2 separate regions of the Mus musculus genome follow, and region 2 is linked to region 1. A link is a loop called in an ENCODE intact Hi-C map of the cell type or tissue named here. Cell type or tissue: heart. All regions are shown on one strand.

The links. A loop is a pair of places that touch in the nucleus more often than their neighbours do. Peaks named below come from ENCODE experiments on the same cell type or tissue, not always from the same donor. Only the 100,000 strongest peaks of a DNase experiment are listed, where the experiment ranks them.
Region 2: it touches region 1 in a loop (3-fold over the local background); 8 of 42 quality-filtered maps call a loop at or near these places.

The regions. Positions count from the first base shown.
Region 1 is chr8:127,433,899-127,441,898 of GRCm38, forward strand. All of the region lies in intron 20 of Pard3 (par-3 family cell polarity regulator), which reads left to right. It overlaps LOC115486907 (a long non-coding RNA gene), which reads right to left and starts at 7,387. Exons shown (of 2, transcript XR_003947489.1): 1 at 7,190-7,387; 2 at 974-1,345. In heart, a CTCF peak has its summit at 4,876; DNase peaks (open chromatin) are centred at 4,933, 5,823, 6,433 and 7,393; H3K27ac peaks cover 1,411 bases.
Region 2 is chr8:128,487,291-128,495,290 of GRCm38, forward strand. Nrp1 (neuropilin 1) reads left to right here. Exons shown (of 17, transcript NM_008737.2): 12 at 607-666; 13 at 5,737-5,874. It overlaps Gm32643 (a long non-coding RNA gene), which reads right to left and starts at 5,695. Exons shown (of 7, transcript XR_003947627.1): 1 at 1,083-5,695. In heart, CTCF peaks have their summits at 1,254 (motif pointing left) and 4,624 (motif pointing left); DNase peaks (open chromatin) are centred at 1,071, 4,111 and 4,611.

The sequences.
Region 1 (8,000 bases):
CTGCTTACTGGGTTGCTTCCCGTAGCTTGCTCAGCTTGCCTTCTTATAGAACCCAGGACCACCAGTCCAGGAATGGCACCACCCACAATGAGTAGGGCCCTCCCCTCTTTGATCACCAATTGAGAAAATGCCTTACAGCTGCATCTCATGGCGGCCTTTCCTCCAGGGAGGCTCCTTTCTCTGTGATAACTCCAGCTTGTGTCAAGCTGATACACAAAACCAGCCAGTGCAGAGTGTTTGTAGGAAGAGACGCAAGGCCCAGTGTTCTGTGTCCATGTGGTGAAGCACAACTGTCCTCTGCTTAGGGAGAAACTGGCTGCCCTGTAAGAAGCTGTAACTCTACATCTCTCCATCATTCATGCTCCTGGAAGTCTACTGAGATGTTAGAGCTGTATGTACTGATAAGACATGGGCATGAAGATGGAACTCCTTCAGAAAAGTCTTACCTGGAGTCAGTCTGGATGGGAAAGGTCCTAATTCCTCACTGCTTCTATGGGGATGTACCTCCCCCAACTCACCCTGGAAGACCCTTTGAAAAACTAGTAATGCCTGGAGTTTTAGGGCACAGGTCTAATTGCCAGGTATATTAAAGGGGCCAGTTTCACACTGATGAAATTAGATGGTGACTTGTGTATTCTTCTTGAGATTTAAGGACTGAAGTTAAAACACGAAAATACAGAGCTAGGGTGTTGGCTAAGTTGATAGATTGTCTACCCGGTATACACAAGACCCTGGGTGTGATCCCTAGCACTTCATACACTGTGTATGGTGGTGCATGTTTGTAATTCCAGGATTCAGGTATTACAGGCAAGAAGAGCAGGTCAACCTTGCCTCCGTAGTAGTGAGTTCAAAACTAGCCTGAGATACATGAGACCCTGTCTCAAAAGATAAAATACAAAACAAAACAGAACTGCCCCTGTAAACAAAACACAGTGACACCTTAACATGGAAAGAAAGAACGAGAAGAGAAACATTTTTCATTCTTGTCTTTTTATTGCTCATTTGTTTTTATCGTCCCCATGACAGAGAATAACCTGCTTTCATAATTGCCCAAACCTGATAGGTTTTGTCAAACTAAGTTCTGAATCTGCAAATCCCAAGGGCAATGTAGTATGTATATGCCGCTTTTAATTCAATCCAGAGTAGGGTTTTCTGTTTCTTAACCCTGGAAACTCAGTATCAGATTGACCTGTTAGCAATGGTGACTGATCTGTATTTTCCAAGTGTCCTTCTTATTAGAACATTGAAATGGAGTCCTCTAACACCCATGGGGCAGATGGCTCCACAGCTGCCTGCATGTAGAGGTGAGGTGATCCGGAGCTGGCAGCCACTGTCCTATGCAGACCTACAGTGTGGGGTGAATATAAATGTCCACGTGAGGAAGACGACACCTGCTTTGTCCTCTCTATAAAGCAAACCAGTTTTTAAAAGGATTTTTTTTTTGACAGTTCCGAGCTGCTAAGTCAATTTCTATCCTAGACTCTGTAGAAAATGGAATCTTTTCCCTGCAATTGACGTGAAAATTGAAGGCTAGTGACTATTCACTTTCTAATAATGCAGGGTAAATAAATGCTATCACACCGCTGAAAGATGTACTAGAGACAGGCTCTGCAGCTTCCCCATCAGTGTGGCGCTTTTATCTGTGCCATTGGAGGCTCTGTATCTTTTACATTTAATGTGATAGATCAAGCAGACCTTATTCCAAAATGTGTTTTTATCTATCAAGCCACAGATTAATATACAAAGTAATTGTTTAGTCTTCTCAAGGGACTTTTAAGGAAGTGTCTGGAAGCCCCGATGTCCTACATAACTGGGTAGCTTATGGCTTTCTTCTGGTGTATGTTTAATAATTGCTTATTTAGAAACAGAAGGTTGAGTTTCCCCTCGTAGTTGAACAGCTGTGAGACCTGCTCTTGGCCTTCACGCTTGAGTTTTGTGGTGTTCTGGGGTCCTGCACATGCTTTCAGTGGTGTGGAGGGTTTTGGAGCCACTCAGGCCCTTGATGGCCTCCTCCAGGCCCTGTAACTAATGTTTCCTTCTTCACCCTGCATCTTCCCCGGCTGATTACCCACACTGTCCTGTATCCTACGACCATCCTCTATCATGGAGAAGAATCCCTCAGCTCTACCTCCCCTCCAACGCCTTCTTTTTCCTTCTCGTCACAGCAAACTCTTTGCTGTCTCCATTTTCATACACGCCCCTGCCGGTCTTATGTAGATCAGGCTAGACTCTAACTTCCTTCCTGTGTAGTCAACAAGAGTGACCTTGAATATCTGATCTTCCTGCAGCACCTCCTGAGTGCTGGGGTGATGGGTGTGTACCACCACACCCCGTTTATGTGGTGCTGGGAGCTGAGCCAGAGCCTTGTGCATGTCAGGCATCCTCCTGAATGAACCATATTTTGAACCATTCCCCTTTTCCCTTGAACCCTTTCACTAAGTCTCCCTCTGGTCCTGCTCTGCAAAGCTCTCCAGCAGTCTCCATTCTGATGCTTTCACTCTTCCAAGCCTATGCTGGGCCCATGGGCTTGCTGTCTGCTCTGTTCGCTTTACTGCCTAATCCTGTGCCATCTAGTCCTCTAGTGCTGGGGTTCTGCAGGACCTGTCCTCTCTCCCCTTCTCTTACATTTTTGGTTTTGAGACTCGCCTTTAAGGGCTGAGCCATCTCTCCAGCCCCTTTCTTCCCTTCTCTATTCTGTTTTCTTCCTCATTTTCAGTAGCATAGAGAGTAGATGTTATCTGGAACAGAGCCTTCAGGTTCCCAGGCTAAGGAGAGGACTCCCAAGTTTATACCTTTAATTGAGGCACCTGCTTTGAGCTCTGGATGGGCAGTACTCTCTTTGACATTTATGCTTGGGTATGGGCTGGTGGCTGCAAGACTCTGGTCTCTGTTTGCCCCCAGAGCTGTATATCTGCCTCTTCCCTTTGCATGGCTCTCTTCTTCTCTTGATTAGCTCCAAAGCGTTGGGACAACTCTTAATAGCAGTCCTTATATCAAACAGTAGGCTTGTGAATATGTAGAACCTTGTTCTAGCCCCAGTCTATTAACCTGAGGATTCACATCTTGTGTGGGTCCCACTGTGGCCACAGAAGGCAGCTTGTCAATGACTAGAGTCAAAAATGGAGGCTGCAAGAAGGTATCTATGGGGCAACTTTTGGAGTTGACTGGGGAGTGGAAGTAGAAGGCCTGAGTATTTTTGATCTTTTGGCCCATGCCTGCAGCATGTACCCTTGCTGGTTTGAACAATGCCCATTACAGGTGGAAGCTAGAAACTGTAGTAAGTCCATCAGCAAACACTCTGGCTTTCCACATCACCCTGTTCCCCACCCCCAACCCCAGAGCATCACCTGATCTGTGATGCTAATCTTTCCTCTTCTACATCCCTGAAGGCCATCTATTACTGGCCTCTTCCTCTCTGACATCACCTAGCACCAGAACCTCTTCTTTCTATCTTTCTAACCCCCTACCTGAATATCCTTCCCACCTACACACACACACACACACACACACACACACACACACACACACAGATGGCTTCACTGTTAAATCTGTGGTATTTTTGCTTTACAGGGTGGTGGATCTAAAACTGCAAACTGCACTCAGCTACATTGACACTTCCTGCCACACTTCTTGTTACAGTGTCTCTTTTCTCCTTTCCACTGGCTGGTGCCTATGAGTAACTGCTTCCTTGGGTTAAAGTTGACAATGGCAGAGAATGTTAGATTCTTCACCTGCCTTGAGGAAGGACAAGGGTGAAGCCTTGGCCGACTGGTACACAGTACCCAGGAATTCTAACAGAAGTTAACTGAGCATAACTCCTTTCTCGACTTCCACCTTTGTGCTTACGGTTTCTTCTACAGCCTTTGGGGCAGCTCTACCCAGTTCTCTGGGACTGTTCAGAGTGCCTGACCTCTGAACAGCCTCTCCTCAGAGCAGCCATCAAACATTCCCCCAGAAGCCAGTATAAACATACCCCTGGTTCCTGGATCATTAACTGTAAGTGGAGTTTTACACCCTAAGCCATAAAGGGTAGCCTTCTAAGCAGGACTTTGCAGATCCAGGTGCTGGCAGAATTCAGTCACTAGCATCAGAACCACACTAAGCAAGATGGCACTCCCTACTGCATTCCTGAGCTGATCTGTATCACCTGGCACTCCTTGACCTCAGGATGATGGCCTTGGGAGCACCTTCCTTTAGCTGGCTTTCCAAAATTCCCTTTTTCATGTATCTCGTTCTCTGGCCAGTGTTCCTAGCTACTTCCTAGAAACCTACACCCTTGTCCTTTCTCATACGGGTCAACTTCTTTTAAACCTAGACAGTGGCAGCAAGTATTGAGCAACCCAGACCAGTGTAGTAAGCAGTAGACGGGTAATCGAGACACTCTTGTCTGAAGGAACCATGCATTTGTGGCAATGCCAGTGCCACCTTTGGAAGAGCATCCCATTGTTCACATCTGCCTTGCACATGTGTGTCCTGGCACTAAGCAGATATCCTACAGGGTATTTCCACTTTATGTAACATGTTGCATGTCTGTTACATGTTATGATAGATGTTTTCTTCTGTGTCCAGCCTTGCACAGAAGGTATCTAAGCCATGTGCATTCCCACATGTTGGGCTATTCATAGCACCCAGGTCTTAGGCTGTATGCTCCAGTGGTGATGGATTCAAGCATGATGTAATGCTACAGTTGCCACATGAGGGTGTTGCTAAGATTCAAAGCATCAGATTCAGAAAATGAGGTAGGATCCTTCCCTCAAGCCAAGCACCCTCAAAGGGTGTGAGCAGCCACTGCGGCTTATGTCAGCATCAGGTATTTTTCTCCCTGGATGGCAATTCACACATGCAGGCACACATGTGCCTTGACAACAGGGGGTGCTCTGGAGCTGTTACAGTCTCCTGCAGGGCAACCTGTAATGCACATGCTGCCGCTGTGTGAACTCAGCTGGGACCTAACCCACTCCTGCAGCTCAGAATCTTCAGGCACTCCTAAATGAGGTGTGGTTTGACAGGGCGATGACAGCCACACCTCCTTACCCTCTCTTTCCATAATATTTATAATATTTATATTGTGATTAACTGCTCCCCACCCCCAGGCTCTCTATCTCTCCTTATGTAACTATTTTCTGTCTTTGCAAAAGAAAACTAAGGGGATCCAGGGATGTGGCTCTGTGGGCCCACACTGTATCGATTGAGCATACATGTAGACCTATTACTGGGAGTGGAGGGCGGGGGTGGGGTGGGGATGAAGGCTGAAGGATAGGAAGGTCAAAGTCACCCTACACTACAGGACCCCCCCTTATCTCAGGAAGAGAAAGATGACATCATATTCTTGGTCTCCATAGTAACAGATGGGCTGGGCTGAGTGGACTGCGAACACCTGTCCTCCTGTCATTCCTTCTACTCATTGCTCGTTTCTGTTTGGTGACAGCACTGCTCCTGGGTCCTGTTTCTGGCTTTGTAGGGCACATGCAGGCCATGACTTCTTTACGGGAAGAACTTTCCTTGGGCAGCCTGCTGCAGCTGGCATTTAGCGGCCATTGCCTGCTGAAACTGGTGTACATCTGCTGAGAACATTATTTTCCCTAACCCATGTAATCCTCGCCATAATCCTAGAAGGTGCTATTTTTAGCTGCATTTTATGGGTAGAGAGACTAACAACACCGGGGCTCAATAAGTGACTTAACTTGCCAAATCACTCTGTGAAGTGGGGGTGGTGCACACTGAAATCCAGCCAGGTGCCAAGCTGGCCAGCCATTTTGTCTCTTTTGGGGACCATGCTGCCGGACCTGTGCATGGGCCACAGCTGCGGTGAAATCCACCCCAACGCTATTGTGTGTGCTGCCAAAGCAAGTGTTCCTGTTCTAGCTCTGAGCTACAGGAGTTTGTGCCCTTTGGTCCTGACCAGTTTCGTTTCTGCCTGATTTCCTCACTGTTTTCTCTCTATGCCTCCGAGCTCTTTTGTTATCCCCAAGTTATTCTTTTCTTTCCTCCCCCACCCAGCCCTTTTCTGGGATAGAACCCAAGGCTTCCTGCTCGCTAGGCAAGCACTCTGCTGTTTGCTTACACTTCCCCAGCCCATCCTCCAAAACTGAGCATAAGGCTCTTGTTACTGAATCAAACATACCTCCTCTCCTAAGTGACTGTCCTTCATGTGATGACAGAATCCCTTCACCAACACTGACGGTAAGCACAGCCTGCTCATTCTCTTCCTACTGTTCAGGATAGTCCCACAGAGCTCTGGTGCCAGTCACAATGCTACCAGCCATTTACCCCATTCCTTACGTGCACTTTCCTGCACCTCAGACCGTTCTCCACCTCTTCTGTTCTTCGCTCTCGAAACAAGTATACAGTCATCCTTGCCTGCTGCTCAGAACCTGTCTGCACTCCTTCCCCCAGGGATAATTCTACCTTGGCTGTCTCTGCCTGCCCACCTGATGCTGACTGTGCAGAAGAGCATGTTGCTCCTCTCAGGCTCCGCCCACGACAAGCTGCTGTACTCAGCACGTCTCCTGCTGAGGTTCTCTCTGGAATCTTCAAGCCTCACCTTTAGGGTCCAGGGAGGTGGCTAAGTGCTGGAGCATTTTTTTCTACCATGTATGAGGTCCTGGTTCTGTGTCTAGCCACTGTCTGTTTATTCGGCAACTCTTAGCCATTCCCTATCCTCATAACTGGTGGGAACCACATCTCAAGGTGAACTTTTAAACCTCAAGAATTTCACTTTTTTTTTTTTTTAATTCCAGAGGGTGGGGAGTAGTTTTTATGCTTAGTTCTGGAATAGCCCTGAGTCTGGCAGGCACCTTCTCCACCACTGGACTACATGCTCCAAAGCCTTTTTCCTGTTTTGCAATTACAGATGATGTCATCTTTCTCTCTCGGAGGGTTGATTCTGATATAGTTACTTATAAGAAAACAATCATGGGTGCTAGTAGACTGAAATTGTCCTCGTTTTGTTGTTGTTTGTTAGTCTAAGGCAGGGCTTCTATAGCCCAGCTGTCTTGAAACTTACTATGTAACCACTATGTAACCTAGGACTTTGACCTTCAGAGCCTGCTGCTTCCATCTGGGAGTACTAAGAGACAGGCATGTCCCAACCAACAAACCAGGTTCTCTTCAGGGCTGACGATAAGCCCCTGGGCTTGGCCCTGCTAGGAAAGCCCCTCCCAGCAGAGACACATCCCCACCCGTTCACCTGTGAAGCGTTCCCTGGGCAATACAGCAGCTCCTGGACATTGATTGGAGTGTGGTGGCAAAGTAGAAGTTGTCACGTCTGCAATCCTGCCACTGAGCCGCCCTGGCTGTAATGAAGGAAGGTTGATCACTCTCTGGCCAGGCTTGGTTTGGCATGCCCTCCCTAGGGGTGTGGACTTGCAAATGAGCAGCCAAACCACTGAGCAGCTGCCTGTCAGCACTTACAGTTAAAAATTAACTTTGACTGCTCCTCTGGGCAGTCCCTGCTGAAGCTCACCCACAGTGAAGGAAGTTGGTATGACCCAACTGGGTACTGTCCCCAAGTGTGGCCCAACCCAGTACTGTCCCCAAGTTCCTGTTGCTGAATCTCTCAGTGCCTCATGCAGGAGACAGCCACTGAAGGGGGTGCCTTCTATCCCTTGACACATCTAAGCTCTACTTTTTTCCCACCCTGTCAGCTGTACTCTTAAGACCACTTGTACATTAACACAGTCACTCGAGTGCGTAAAATCCAACCCTCTGACAAAAAGCCTCCAGGCAGAAAAAGAAACCGTTTCGCCCTCATCTGTCGATAACGGATTCTGATGCAGAGCTGGCGAATGTGGGTTTTTTCCCAAACCTAGGCCTAGCATCCATGATGACTTTAATAACTGTGAGATACGCTTTCATCAGCAGTTAGAGCAGGGCCACCACTGTTTGATGCCTGGTGCTGACCTCATGATGAGTGGGCTCCACCCCAGTGGACTTCGTGAAAGGGTAGTCTGGATTTTGTCCTGGGAACTTCATGCTGAAGGGTCTAGCCTAGGCTAGCA
Region 2 (8,000 bases), 1.1 Mb after region 1:
TAGAGAAAATCTTTATTTGTTCATTTAAAAAATTGTAAAGCAAATGTGTAAGGTTTTTTTTTTTTTTAAGTAAAGCTGTTAGAGTTGGGACTATGGATCAGTTGATAAGGGGCTTCCTGTCAAGCCTAAGGACCTGAAGTCAGCCCCTAGAATACACACACACACACACACACACACACACACACACACACACACACACAAAGCTGAGTATAGTACAAGCTTGTAGGTAGATAATGGGTCCCTGGGACTCACTAGCCAGCCAATCTAGCCTACTTGTGTAACCCTGTTTCAAAGGAGCCAAGTGATATTTCTGACATGACACCGCAGATTATCTTCTAACATCCACATGCACATGCTCCTGCACACTTAATGCAAATCTTCACACACATGTAAACATACACAAAACATAGCATGCATAAAATTAAAACAATCTTATGGTAATGTTGTTTGAATTAGATAGACTAAGATTCAGTCAAATGTGATTGGTCCTGGAAGGAACTAAAGTAAGAGTTTTCTGTGAGAAATGTCTAGAGATGTGAGCTTGAAACATTGTTGCACACTGCCTCTGTTTTCTTATTTTGGTATGCCGCTGCTCTTATTTTTCAGGAGGCACCACTGTCCTGGCCACAGAGAAGCCAACCATTATAGACAGCACCATCCAATCAGGTATCAAAATCTAATGTGTCTATATTCCATGTACCCCTTCCAATCCCACTTACCAAAATAGCATCACTGAGCTTCCTGGCTTCAGTTGCTCTAAAGGCCTAGGAGAACAGCAAAGCTGTAAAAGCCACATGCTTTTGGTACCCAGTAAGCCCCAATGAACAGGGTTCCCTTCCTCATCAGTCATTGCTGAATGACATGTCCCAGCTACCCCCCTCCCCCCAGGGAATTGAGAGACATACTTTGTTTAATTACAGCACAGCTCTGATGTGGCCTGTGTTTGCAAACTAGAAGAAGGAAAGAAATCTCACAAGCCACAGCCTAACTATTTATTTTCATCACCATTCTGCAAAATCAAGAAGCGCAAAGTTTGTCTGTTGTGCCTGCCACAGAGTTGGCAGTTTTACAACAGCACTTACCACAAGACTGGCTCAGGAAACCAAGGTTTACACTGTGCCCGGGCTGAGAAACACCCTGGGAGCATCCCCCTTATCCTTTAGCTCAGAGGAAAACCCAAGGACTCTGTCCGCCCAACCGTGCGTGCGGGTTATCAAAGGCTGCCCTCTTTTGTTTTCTGTTAGTATTCTGTGACATTCTTCCCCACAGACTCACATGAAGGGAAGCAGTTGTATAAGCAACCAGAGGTTTTTTTTTTTTTTTTAAATACTTTAGAGTTAATCATTAGAGGAAGGTGAGAGGGTCAGCTTCCCAGATTCTTCCATTTCCTTTATTGAAGTTCACTCAGCCTTGGCCTCTGCAGTCATTTATTAATGGACCGTGTGGTGTGTATCGGTGTTTCCTCCACACTGACTGCCTCACAGAGGACTAGAAAGGACTTCCCTAATTAGCATGCTTCCTTAAAGGCCACTGTTACCATTGACCTAATTAAACTGTAAGACAAACTTCTTTGGAACTTTCCCCCAGTTTTCAGGAGTTCAGCTGACAAAACGCTTGCTCCCGCATCCCAAACCCCTCAGACGTTAGGCAAAGGAAATCCCCCAAATGCTGTGTTCCTGCTCATACCTGTTGTAATTTGACTTTAGTCACAGTGTCTGTCTGCAGATATTTTACTCTTCCCTGTCTGTTACCAGGAGGACGGCCCTGGTCTGCAAATGGGGCTTCTCTGTGGGGGTGAAGCTGTAGGACTATGACTCTCAATATACTGTCTTTGGCCCTCTATCAGAAGAGGATGAAGGGAGTATATGAAGTTGTGATGACGCCATGTACATTTTAGTTGCTCATCTAGTTTCTTTTCTTGCCAGAAGTGATTAGAAGCACCCTGAAGTAGTCTCTCTACTGCTTCGTTAGTCTCTCATCTCCTCTATTAAACGAGCATGGCTATCTTCAAAAAGCATGAAAGTGAGAGTCATGGTGACCACACCAGGAGAGGTTTTGATAACACATTTGCTTTCAACAGGACCTCTTGGTCATGCTTGTGAAGGTCTTATAAACAAGGGGCTGTCAGCCCAATCTTAGCATTCACCAAAGTCAGAGGGCAGGTGTACAGCGCATGAATCCATAAGATTTGTTACTACCACCATCTAGACAAAGACTGGTTCTAACAGCCTGGCTGATCATAGAGATAGACAATGTCTATATGGTTTCCTGTTTATTCCATTGTCTGAGTTATAAATCTGGTCTTCAGCTCCTCACTGGAGGGTCATGAACTGTTGACCTTTAAAAGCTATCTGTTCACTGCAACCTTCTGGTTAGGTCACTGCATGGGCCTCACAGAGATGGAATGTGCTTCCAGACAGAGGTCTAGCTCAAGGTGAGGCTGACCACACCTAAAACTTGATGCATTACAGGCCTCTCACACTTCACAGATGGCCTCAGACAGACCCTATGTCTTCATCAAAATTCTGTTTACCTGAGCAGTTACAAACTAAGCAAAATCTTAAGATTCTGTTTTAAGAACTGAGTGGGTATCTCAGTAAGTGTATGCAAGCACTTACCCCTGCTGTGCAAGCATGAATTCCTGAGTTCCATCATCAGAATCCACACAAAAGCAGAGTATATGGAGCATGCTCAGAGATAGAGACAGGCAGATCGCCATGGCTCACTGACTAGCAGGCTTGGCCTACATGGCAAGTTCCAGGCCCCAGTGAGAGCCAATCACAAAACACAAGATGGATGGTGCCTGAAGAATAACATTTGAAATTGACCTCTGACTTACACATAGATATACACACATACATGAACATGTGCATACACACACACACACATAGAGGAGAGAAATTTATCTTGAGGATTCTGATCAATACAAGAAACTCAGCAGGAATACAATATCCATATACTGCCTAGGTTGCTGTCATTAGAGGCATAAAAGGGTATTCATGCTTGGACAGACCCCTCTGTTTAATGCAGTTCTCTTTACAAAGGACTTTGACCCTCTGAGGGTCTTTCCACATCCTCACAGCAGCTCACAGTATGTTGGTGACTTATGATTGTGTGGGCTTCCATATCCCTCTTGCTTGGACTTTAGGACCAGCTGATAACCAAGCAGTGATCATACTAGATAGGAACCTCGACTTGAAAATTAAATCCTTGCTCACATCCTGTGCTTAATGACCCAACTGCAGGCAAGATCCTTTCAGCAGCACAGCTGGCATTTGCTCACAGAGGCCATAAATTTGTTTTAAGTTCAGAATATTGTTTCCTGCTATTTTTAAGAAGGGATTTAGTCCAATTATTACTATTGAATTTAATGAGAACTGTGCACAACTCCAGGGCCTGAGTAATAATTTAAAAGCTTAGCCATCAGGGTCCCTGCATCTTCATATCTTTCCTCTACTCAACTTTCTTCTCTTCTTTCTCTGTCTTTTTCTTCTTCTTTCCTGATCCTTATGCAGCTTTTTGGCTTTTTGTTTTTTGTTTGTTTTTGGTTTTATTTGTTTGTTTTTCCCTCTACAAATGTCTGTTGATACTTTGGATGATTGGTCACCTTCATATCCAAGGTGAATTGTCAGCACTGAATTCTACAATCCAGATCCCAGCCCCACTGAAATGCATTGATTTGTTTTTTTTTTAATTTTTTGGCCATTTCTAAAATGCTAAGTTCATATGCTTTACAATGTCATCAGAATGTTAGCCAACATAATGCACAGTGTGGTTTTCTGGGCCAGAGAGCAAATTTTATGTGTAAGCAAAGTAGATGGAACCACTTATGAAGCTTTTCTGCCCTTTTGCATATCGTACAAAGCAGACTGAAGAGAAAAAAATAAAAGTCAAAAACCTCACACTTTCACATCAACATTTCCTACCATGAGGTTACACAACAGTACATTCCGGGACAAGGATGTTGACTATGCCATCTGTGAAAGTCAGTTTTGCTGCCCAAGGGCAGTAACTTCAGGAGAGATTTTTGAGCCTCATGAAGTTCCACTTCATGCTTCAATATCTTACACATGAAAACTCCCTCTCCTTTGACACTCAAGCTGTCCTTTTGCACTAGCTGACTCTGTACAAATGCTCACATCATGTGACCAACTTCTCTTTTGGAACCAACTCTTCCCACCCTTTGAGAGGTCACATTACCTCCTGATTATAAGGACTTATATCCTACTTCCTTGTGATTATTCATAGAGCGAGTTCCTTCCAAAATCTGACAGTAGCACTTGAAAAAAAAATCCTTGGAAACCAAAACATGCATAGTAAATCATTCTTATCAATTTAATAAATCTTTCTATTAAAACCCCTCACACCATTGTTCAGTGGGGGGAGGGGCACTGGAAAGCCCTTGAAGAGCAACTGAAAGGACTTGAAGAACTTCATATCAAACACTTGGGCAAGTTAAAGAAATGCTAAAAAAAAAAAAAAAAAAAAAAGACGTGGTCTCTGTCTGACCCTAAGGCAGCCCATAATAGCATGCTTTCCTTTATTGTATGCAAGTCTTTTCAAGACTCCACTTCAGTTGGACAGACACCCATGATGTGGCTCTATCCAACTCAATACTGCCATCTCGTGGACTACTAATTTCAGGCTTGATCTGCCTGGGGACTGGACAAAGATCTCATCTTTGTGATTGTATTTAGCCTCTGCTGACTCCTCCCCAAACAAAACCCTATCACTGGTTCCTTTCTTCCTTCCTTCCTTCCTTCCTTCCTTCCTTCCTTCCTTCCTTCCTTCCTTCCTTTCTTCTTTTCTTTTCCTTCTTTCTTTCTTTCTTTCTTTCTTTCTTTCTTTCTTTCTTTCTTAATACTTCTGAACTCAAGACCCTTTCAAAGAACTGAGTTGAGTAAATGAAAGGCTTTCAGGTTAAGGATCAGTAAGGTCAGACGCCTTCCCGCAAATCCATTTATGTTTTCAGCTTCCAAAAGAAACATTTGGAAGATTTTAGAAAGTGTTGCTGAAAGAGTCGATGTTTAAATGAATTTGGGCTTTATGTGACCTCAAATTGAGGTTTTAAGTGCGGCGAACAATTGATATGCAAATTCAGAAATTCACCAAAAATAAAAAGAAATAAAAAGACTTAGTCTGAAATTAATTGACCTGATGGAAAGCACAGAAGAAAGAAAATAATCTCAGCAAAATGCTTCAGTCATTCCTTCCTGACACAAAGCTTGGGCCATCAGCTGGTGTGATGAGAAGTGAGACTCAGGGCTAGGCTTCCTGCCAACTTACATCCCAGCTTCAGACACTTGTAGCTAATCTCTAGTAAGATTTCTATCATTGATGCTTATCAATTTTTATGGTTCATCTTCAATAATATTATTGTTCGTATCGACTATTGTGCAACTAGGGAAAATACTTCTGATGTTTCATACACAAGCATCTTGGAAAGTAATCTTCCTGGAAATCTCACATAAACCCAATTTGATGAGCAATCCATAATCTTTCTAAAGGTGGACCCAAAACAGAAAGAAGAATGGTAATGCTAAATGTGATTTTGTAAACATTTTTGGCATGTTCATGCATCTGTTATTTTCTTGGTAATCTTGGGTTTGGTGGATTTTCCATAGCTTTAGAACAAATATGGAATTAAAATAAATGATGCCCATGAGAGTATTAATGGCCTTCCTGATCGTTGTGATTAATTCTTCCCTTATGTCTGTCTGTCCTTCCCCACTGAAGAGTTCCCGACATACGGTTTTAACTGCGAGTTTGGCTGGGGCTCTCACAAGACATTCTGCCACTGGGAGCATGACAGCCATGCACAGCTCAGGTGGAGTGTGCTGACCAGCAAGACAGGGCCGATTCAGGACCATACAGGTAAGAGTGCCACCATGGCTCCATGCTTGGCATATCTTTGGTTACCAGGGAAGTTTCCTGAAACCTATAACTTTATGGATGACAAGAAATACCAGTAGCATTCAATGATTTTTTTTTTTCTGGAATTGTCAAGGATTCTTTCCTTAATGGAAAGAGGCTTAGGACAAGAAGAGGAATTCTGATTGAGTCTGGCTATGGGTTGGCCTTCCTAAAAAACCAAGTGAGCAAGGAATGGGGGGAGGGGGTAACATGTGAGGTCAATATTAGATATATTCAGTGAACTTACACTCATTATATTTTTCCAAACTTTTACCAAGGATAACTTGAGCCATTTTTAGTAGTAGGGAGTAAAACAGCTTAAAACCAGACATGATACGTGCTGGCAGTCCTGGCACTCAGTAGGGACAAACAGGATCAGAAGTTCAAGGTCATCTTGGCTACACACTGAGTTCCAGACCAGCATGGGCTATGTGAGGCCCTGTCTCAGAAAAGGAATAACTGCACGGTGGACACGCTATGCATAGCCACATTCGTCAGTGATATCTGCATCCTAGACTCTGCACCAATGATCACCAGGCACAGTACATTATCCTGGTGCTTCTCTGATCCCCTGAAGTAAAGGGAGAACAGTGCGGGGTAAACTCTCTTACAGGAGACATCTCTCAACCTAGCCCATATTCTCCAGCTTCCATATTCCAGCTCTCAACCTGTACTTTCCTCCTACGAAGACTTACTGGACGGGAATAAGTACACACAACTAATTCAGTGTGTTCCTTCCCAACCTGATCCTGGATTCTTTACCCTACATGAGGTTCTTACACAGACAGACTTGCTACACACACCACCACCACCACCACAGCAACAACAACAACCAACCACCACCACACTCCTGAACTTTATTCAGTAGAGGTCTATCAAAAGACCCCTAAGTTGAATAATTGGGATCCTAAAGGACCCTCAAATTCTCACATGCCATCCCAGGGGGTGGCTGGCTTATGGGATGGGTAGGAGGTGCTCCACCCCTTTTCCGTTCTGCTGTTCGCTTTTACATGGTGAATATAAGCACAGAGTAAGCTAAAGAGGCCTCTTTCTGCCATGGACACCTCCTTTCCTAATGAGAGTGACAAGGAAATTGGATAAAATTGGACTCCTTCAATTCCGAGACACTTTCCATTGAATCTTAAGACAAGCGGTTTTAGAAAACTTAAAATACTTTGACTGTAAATGGCACTGTACACATAAATGGCATCAGATTAACTAAATGCAATTAGCTGAGATGAAGGCAGTAATGGTGGAAAAATGGATGCAAAGTGAAGTGAAATGGCTCAGTAGGACCTGACATTCAAAGAGGGTGAAAAGCTATGTTAGCCAGAAACAAAAGCTAAAAGGCTTACAGAAGCAGAGTGCTAATTGAGAAAATGAAGACATAGTTCCCGACCCAGAGTCTGATAAAGTGTTTGAGAGGGGAAACACCAGCACTTTCTGCTCTGGGAAATTGGAAGAGGAGTGTGTTTCTTAGATTCATGGTAGAGAAGTATGATTCCTTCGGACTATGTGACTTCTTTGTTCTCCCAGTTGCTGAGACTAACTGGCAGCTAGCTCTGCCTTAACTAGAAAGAGCCTCCCACTGCAAGAGAGAAATGGGATCATCTGAGACAAGCAGGCATGCCTGGCACGGAACTGTTAAAAAGGAACAGTCTAGATGAAAAGAGCCCCTGCCTGCTAACTCTCATGAACATAGGCACTCACGGAATTTTCACTGATTTTTTAAAAAAAGACTAGGACTCATTCATGCCAGAACTGGCTTTAAGTTCTCACTTGTAGCTGATGAGAACCTTGAATTTCTGATCCTCCCGCCTCCACTTTGGATTGCTAAGGTTATAGGCATCTGCCACAATCCCCAGATTTATGATACTAGAGAATGAAGCCAGGACTTAATGCATGCTAGGCAAACATTGCACAAACTGAGCTGCAACCCCTTCCCTGCACTTTTAATAGTATTTGGAAGCTAGGCACAGTGGTGCTCACTAGAATCCTGGCCCTCAGCATGAGGACCACAAGTTCAAGGCCAGCCCAGGCCGCATAGTGAAACCCCTTCTCAAAAACAATGATAATGATGAACTTTG